Regions from separate parts of the Homo sapiens genome. Here all the other regions are linked to region 1. The links are chromatin loops, found by intact Hi-C in ENCODE. Cell type or tissue: HCT116. All regions are shown on one strand.

What was found. A loop is a pair of places that touch in the nucleus more often than their neighbours do. Peaks named below come from ENCODE experiments on the same cell type or tissue, not always from the same donor. Only the 100,000 strongest peaks of a DNase experiment are listed, where the experiment ranks them.
Region 2: a loop joins it to region 1, with 20 times the contacts of the local background. A loop is called at or near these places in 3 of 110 quality-filtered maps.
Region 3: it touches region 1 in a loop (2.6-fold over the local background); 2 of 110 quality-filtered maps call a loop at or near these places.

What each region holds. Positions count from the first base shown.
Region 1 is chr3:111,873,565-111,876,064 of GRCh38, reverse strand. The region is part of intron 1 of PHLDB2 (pleckstrin homology like domain family B member 2); the gene reads right to left. Among named protein-coding and RNA genes, the nearest start is that of PHLDB2, 16 kb to the right of the region's middle. In HCT116, no CTCF peak of the experiment used is centred here; a DNase peak (open chromatin) is centred at 1,454; H3K4me3 peaks cover 1,120 bases; H3K27ac peaks cover 1,877 bases.
Region 2 is chr3:112,051,409-112,053,908 of GRCh38, reverse strand. The region is part of intron 9 of TMPRSS7 (transmembrane serine protease 7); the gene reads right to left. Among named protein-coding and RNA genes, the nearest start is that of TMPRSS7, 18 kb to the right of the region's middle. In HCT116, no CTCF peak of the experiment used is centred here; no DNase peak of the experiment used is centred here.
Region 3 is chr3:111,593,175-111,595,674 of GRCh38, reverse strand. All of the region lies in intron 5 of CD96 (CD96 molecule), which reads right to left. It overlaps ZBED2 (zinc finger BED-type containing 2), which reads left to right and starts at 329. Exons shown (of 2, transcript NM_024508.5): 1 at 329-375; 2 at 609-2,500. The coding sequence starts at 1,474. The coding sequence ends at 2,130. In HCT116, no CTCF peak of the experiment used is centred here; a DNase peak (open chromatin) is centred at 1,275; H3K4me3 peaks cover 1,987 bases; H3K27ac peaks cover 2,204 bases.

The DNA of each region.
Region 1 (2,500 bases):
ATAACAATGGACTGGAAGAAATCACACCAAAAAAATCAGTAGTGATTTTATTTGGATGGCAGTTTTACCAGTGACTTAACTTACCTCTCTCATACTAGTTCATATTTTCTACATTTTATATAATACATTTGGACCATTTTGACAACCAGGAAAAAAAAACTCACTTACCATAAAATACTAGAATATGTAGCAACACTTCATTTTAAAGTTGATTAAACATTTTCTTTCTTTTTTTTTTTTTTTTGAGACAGTCTTGCTCTGTTGCCCAGGCTGGAATGCAACGGTACATTCTCGACTCACTGCATCCTCCGCCTCCAAGGTTCAAGCGATTCTCCTGCCTCAGCCTCCCCAGTAGCTAGGATTACAGGTGTGTACCACCATGCCTGGCTAATTTTTGTATTTTTAGTAGAAACGGGGTTTCACCATGTTTGCCAAGCTGGTCTCTAACTCCTGACTTCAGGTGATCTGCCTGCCTCGGCCTCCCAAAGTGCTGGGATTACAGGTGTGAGCCACTGTGTCTTGCCAATTAAACATTTTAAGTTGATTTTTTCCTTAGCTCTTGCCCAATTTTCAAGCCAGATATTAACTTTTCCAAAAAAGGTTAAAGAACTCCTTTGCCAGGCGTGGTGCCTCACACCTATAATCCCAGCACTTTGGGAGGCCCAGGCAGGCAGATCACCTAACAGTGGGAGTTCGAGACCAGCCTGACCAACATGGAGAAACTCCATCTCTACTAAAAATACAAAAAATTAGCCAGGCATGGTGGTGCATGCCTGTAATCCCAGCTACTTGGGAGGCTGAGGCAGGAGAATCACCTGAACCCGGGAGGCGGAGGTTGTGGTGAGCTGAGATTGTGCCATTGCACTCCAGCCTGGGCAACAAGCAAAACTCCATTGCAAAAAAAAACAGTCTTGATCAGACTAATTTAATATATAAATATTGAAGACTGCAACATTTTTTCCAAGTCTTCTAAATGACTCTGGCAAAAACATTAATCATATGAATTTATCTGTTTCACTCTTTATGCATCTGAAAAACTACAAAATCAAATATTTCTCTGATATGAATAAAGCTAACAGAATTGTTATAAAAAGTCTCTAGATGTTTGCTGAATAATAGCTTAGATAATATTAATATTCTTGTTTTTTAGAATGTAGCTACCTTACTTCCATATTTGAGTAGTTCTGTTTATTGTACAGGGAAAAAAATTAAAAATCTCAATGGGTAGTTTTAGGCACTTCACTCATTAAATCCATGCCTACTGTTTATCAGACATTTATTTAGCAGGCATTAGTGTTACTCACTAATATTCCAGTTCTTCTCCTTTCAGGAACATAGTGAGGTTGCTCTTCCTCATCTCTGTGAGGTTAGGTGTGGCTATGTCCCTTGCTTTGATCAATGAAATATGAGAGAAAGTAACTTGCCAGTTCCAAGCTGAAGCATCATGAGTCAGTGCAGCAGTCACCATTTCCCACCCCCCTGCTAGGACAACTAGCCTCATCCAGGCTTGCAGAGGCTTTGTTAACCCCCACTCCTGAATGAGGACATGGAACAAGGTCCTTGTCAACACAAGATTGTCTGCAGCCCCTGAGATTTGGGGTTTCTTTGTTACTATGAGGATGCTAATCTTCATTAAGTAACTAATATAAATCAGGCTCTGAGCTAGGCATTGGGAGACATACGGTAAGAGATATCATTTCCTGCCTTTACATAGCTTAGAGTACAAAGGGAAAAACACATTTATGAACAAATAATTGCTATGCATGCCTAAATATATTTGGTTGACAGGAAAAGGAACACAGAGTGGGGCGAATCCAGTGAGAGTGGTAGTTTTGAGGAGGTTGCAGTATAAAGAAATGATGAAGGAGCCCACTGAAGGGAAGGGAATCTGATTGGTATTATTCAAAAGTAGCATAAAGCCACTTGCACACCTAAAATTCTGTGAGTTAAAGGATGTAAACAAACTTCCAAGCCCATATTAGGTCAGACCACTGGTACATCCAACAAACATCCTATCTCTGATAGAATTAAAAAGCAAATCCATATAGGAAAAATCATTATTTTCTATAACACCGTTTTTTAAAATCTAGGACTGTAAGTCTCCTGGTATGAACTATATTTAATAATCGTGTATTTCTCGCTTATAGTTCTCTAAATCTTTTTCTGTCTCCACCACCATGTAAGATATGCCCTCCTGGGTCCAAGCAGCATGCCTCCCCTAAAAGTGATTTAACTTGGACAGTAATCCTTCAAGTGTTTAGGTGTGGCTACAAAAAAAATCTGAGATGTTAGAATAGACAAGAATTAATGCCAGTTAGAAAGAAGGACTTTGCTTTGAAAGAAATATATACAAAATGGGAAACAGAACTAAGTTGAGGGTATTCCCATAATATGCAGACACAGCAACCCAGAAAGCAAGCCAGGGCAGATGTCACTAAGCAGAATAAAAAGCTAAGCACTTACACCCAAACTGCATTTTAAATATTTACTCCTACAGTAA
Region 2 (2,500 bases), 180 kb before region 1:
ACAAAATGTATTGGAATACAAAAAAGAAGGGAGGTGGTAAATGTTCAGCTAAGTGATTGTTAAGAAACGTAGGGAAGCAGAACATCTTTAGAAACCCAGAAAAGGAGAAGGGGCTGAATTTATTTATGGAGGAGGCATGATTCCTTCTAGTCCTACCTGGGTCACTTTCTGTTTGAGTGATCCCTAGCAAATGATTCAACCCATCTCTTTTCCCATACCTATAAAATGTGCTAAGAATATGTCTTCTGTATTAGAGGTGTGTTTTGAAGGGCAAATAAAAATATGTTGCCAAAAACACTGAAGTGCTAAACAAATATAGACAACAGAATACAAACTCAACACCCTTTTTTGGTTGTACTTATCTGTTCCTTCTTCCCCTGTAGTCTGTAAGCTCCATGAGAACAAGAACTTTATCTTGCTACTAGGCATCCCCATATAGAGCCTGGCACGTGGCAGACATTTAATAAGCATTGTTGAGTGGACAAGAGAGCTTGAGAGAAGAATCTTTAAGCTGTAGCAGGAGTTAATCCTTCTCAGATAAATAAGACCTTAAAGCTCAGCTGGAAGTGAGTTTGCAAAGGGGGTTGACTGCTCTTCAGCAAATTTCAAAATGGGACCAGACACTAAGATGGATTGAGGAGAATATAAACTAACTTTTGTGTAAAAAACTTTTGTCATAACGAGTCAATATTTTTGTTACTTAAGTCATCGAGTTTTTTTTTTTAATAAATTCAAAGCTATTTTACAGGTGAAAAAAAAAGTCAATTTTACACTGATTTCCATTCACAGTAACATGCCCTGATGTTTTCAAAGCTTTCTGAAAAGGAACAGTTTTATTTAACCTCTACACTGAGGAGGACAAACTTCCTCTCTGAGAGATGACAACAGCTAACACGTTTGTCCTGCTGTTTCCTGCCTCCTTTCTCCCACTCCTCACTTGCTCACTGGGATGTCCTTTTCCTTCTAAAGACTTTTTTTTTTTTTCTTCAGCATTTCTCACCCCCAACCCCTAGCAAAACAGTAAATGATCCAATATTCTTTTTCACACCCTGACTAAAAGTCCCAACAAAGTTTTAAAATTTTCATTTTAAGGCTATGGATTATTAAGAAGTCAACCTTTATTTTATCTCAAAGGAATTTCAAACATTCGACAGAGCTTTTGAGAATGGCACTGTCTTTTTCTGCTATCACACAAGCTCAAGAAGGTAAATCTGCTTTGTGGAGAGACTGAAGAAATGGAGATTTGTTTCCTTTCCCTCTTCCTTCCCTAACCCTTTCTTTCATCTCCTCTTTTCCTCTCCTCCTCAGACTTGCTGCTTATCTGAGGCCCTGCATTTCTGCTGCCCTGAAGCCTTGAGAACCTGGCAGTGAGCAAGGGTCCAGCACCTTTATCTCTTAATTACTTTGGAAATATTTGTAATAATGATTTTTTTTTAAATTTAAGGACACATGCCATCAGGGTATTGACACCAACTTACAGGTTTGGGTAGAGTAATGAAATTATTTTAACTATTTAACTATTATGACTATGCACAAAAAAAAAATATGCATCAAGCACCCTCCTGCCTCAGAGTCCCTGGCTCAGCTGTTCTCTTTGCTTGCAACATTCTTATCCTGGTATTCACAAGGTTAGTTCCGTCATCTTTCAGGTTTATCCGCAAATGTCCCCTTGTCAGCAAGACTTTCCCTGATCATCCTATTTAAGATAACAAACACCTAACTTGTTATGCTTCACACCTCCCACCCCCAACTCAGGCTATAGAGCCCCCTTCCCTGCTTTATTTTTCTCCATAGCATTTTATCATTACGAGACATATTACGCGTATTTAACTTGTTTGTTTATTACTTGCCTTCCCCTACTGGAAGGTAAGCTCCATGAGAGCAGGGCTGCTGCTCTGTGTTTGTGTCTGATTTCGTGGATCCCCAGTATCTGGAATCGTGCCTGAGTGCCTGGCCCATAGTAGTCATTCAATAATATGTTGAATAAACGCAAACAACATACTGCTTGCCACTTACATCTAATTCATCTAATTGCTATGCCACACAATAATGAGTCTATACGTATATCCTGAATGAACAGAGGTGACACTTTGCCCTGTCTCCATGTGATATTATAGGTGGAGAAAGAAAAAGCAGTTTACTAAGATTTTTTTTAAAAAAGCATAAATGCCCTATCTAGCACCAGAGGGAGAGATAGATAGATAGGTAATAGAGATAGATAGATAGATAGATAGATAGATGATAGATAGATAGATAGATAGATAGATAGATAGATAGATAGATGATAGAGATAGATAGATAATAGAGATAGATAATAGAGATAGATATAGATAGATAGATACATAGATAGATAGATAGATAGATAGATAGATAGATAGATAGATAGATAGATATTTCGTATACATTTGCACTCTGGTTTGCTTATACAACTGAAATATAATAGAGTTGTCCCTTAGTATCTGTGGAGGATTGGTTCCAGGAACCCTACAGATACCAAAAT
Region 3 (2,500 bases), 280 kb after region 1:
CTTTCCCACTCTTCCTCCTTCAAATCGCTTGCTTTACTTGAGAGGTTAGGTAATCTAGTCATCAAAAAAGAGAACTAAGACTTGTAGGTGCTTGACTTACTGTTTTGCTGCATGACATATGCCAGGAACATCCTTTTCTTGGTGGTGGAGGGGGTGGAGAAAAGGTTTGCATCTGTGTCTAAGTGTTGCAGAAAAACCCAACAGGCACAGACACACCTACCTGGAAACAATGCTTCCCTAGAAGTGGGAGGAAACCAGAACTGGAGGTGCCCTCCTTCTGGGGGTAGGAGTCAGCTAATAGACATCCAAGGTGTGCAGGAGTGCTTTCACTCTGCGCAGGAAAGATCAGAGAGAAGTCCAGAGCCTTGCCTGCTTGTAAGTACCCACTTGTGGCTGGGGGGAATTTCCTAACTGTTCACGGTTGCAGAGCTTGATTAAATAAAGCTCTCATTAGTTTAAGAAATGACCCAAGAAAGGAGAGAGAAGTCGGGCTGTTTTTAAATGTAATATGATTTTCCATTTACTTATTTATCTTTAAAATGAGGTAAAGAGCAAAACATCTGGAGTAAGTTGCCTCAGGAAGGTCTTATTGGCTGTTGGCTTTGCAGGTGATCCTGGTGGAGAAGGTGGAGTATGGTGAGCTGCTTGCTAAGGACAGCCAGGCAACGCTGTGTTTGTGAAGATGTGCTCCACCTTCTCCTCTGTGCATCCCAGCTCCTCCTGCTGAAACAGCTGAGCTTGCTTTTTGGATTTCTTAGACTCCTGGCCTCTGAGAGACACCTCTAAGGACAAACTGACCTTGCATTGGGAACTTTATTATCCAGATCCTCATAGGCTTTGTCTACTCTGGATTGCTTGTTGCAACAGTTCTTAGGAAGCAAGATTGTCTCCTGCACCAGCATCTGCCTGTGTTTGCTTTTACCTACTTTGAGCAAGACCCAGTGAGGCCCTAGCTCTGTTGGTCCTGAAAAGCCTGAACCCTGAGGCTGTTTCTCCTGCCTCCAAAATGCAATTATAGGAAATAAGAAGCACAGAAACAGTGGAAACAACCAGGAGGAGAAACAAGAAAACCTAAAATTTTCAATATTCAAAAATACCTGTCGTGGTGGTTGATGCAGAAAACACTGAGTTCATCAAAGAGCTTTGTAATTGTTGGACCAGAGAACCCCTTTGCTACAGGAACTGATATGTTTTGTCTTTCTGGCCTAGTCAAGGGAGGATAAGTAAGTATCTGGGGCATGGAAGGAATGCACTCTTGGGCTGTTTTGCTTGTATCTGACTCACCCCTGACTCTCCAGTGAAGCAGAAAGGAAGAAACCTCACACCACCCAGGTGTGGCCAGACTTTGGCCATTATTGTGAATCCCCAAGAGTTACCACAGGCCCTTCCCAAATATATATTTAATCTTGTGGTTCAAATAAGCTTTTGGCTCACATCTAAGCACATCATAAAGAACGCTGTAGAAGAGGTGACATGATGAGGCGGGAAGACGAGGAAGAGGAGGGAACAATGATGAAGGCAAAAGGGGACTTAGAGATGAAGGAGGAGGAAGAGATTAGTGAGACAGGAGAACTGGTTGGCCCTTTTGTGAGTGCTATGCCCACTCCAATGCCCCACAACAAGGGCACCCGGTTCTCTGAGGCATGGGAATATTTCCACCTAGCTCCTGCTCGTGCTGGGCACCATCCCAACCAGTATGCCACCTGCCGCCTGTGTGGCAGGCAGGTGAGCCGTGGCCCTGGGGTCAACGTGGGCACCACTGCACTGTGGAAGCATCTGAAAAGCATGCACAGAGAGGAGCTGGAGAAGAGTGGCCATGGTCAGGCTGGGCAGCGCCAGGATCCAAGGCCCCACGGGCCCCAGCTCCCCACAGGCATTGAGGGTAACTGGGGTAGGCTCCTGGAGCAGGTGGGCACCATGGCTTTGTGGGCCAGCCAAAGGGAAAAGGAGGTGCTTAGGAGGGAAAGGGCAGTGGAATGGCGGGAGAGGGCTGTGGAAAAAAGGGAGCGAGCCCTGGAGGAGGTGGAAAGGGCCATCCTGGAGATGAAGTGGAAGGTGAGGGCTGAGAAGGAGGCATGCCAGCGGGAGAAAGAGCTGCCTGCAGCAGTACATCCCTTCCATTTTGTTTAAATTGGGCTTGGAGAATCTATTCTGAAAACATTGACTCTAGACTTGTAGAAAAGAGCCATTTTAGTTTCAACTCAAATGTAAAGCAAAGTAGTTTGGTGACATTTTGCTTTTATGTGAAATAGTGCACAGTATGAGTTAATCTGAGCAGGTCTGAATTGACCAAATGCTTATCTACGAGGTTCCTAGAGCTCTGCTGACCCTTGGCCGAAACTCTAAAATGTACCTATTAAAGATAAATGCTTCTACCAAAGTAAAACTCTGTGAGTTGTTTCAGGGCAGAATGTACCAGCCAGTCAGCGTTGTTTAACAAAATAATCAGATTTTTGCCTAGCACTCGGTTTTGGTGGAGCTGACGATTTTGAGGGCTGAG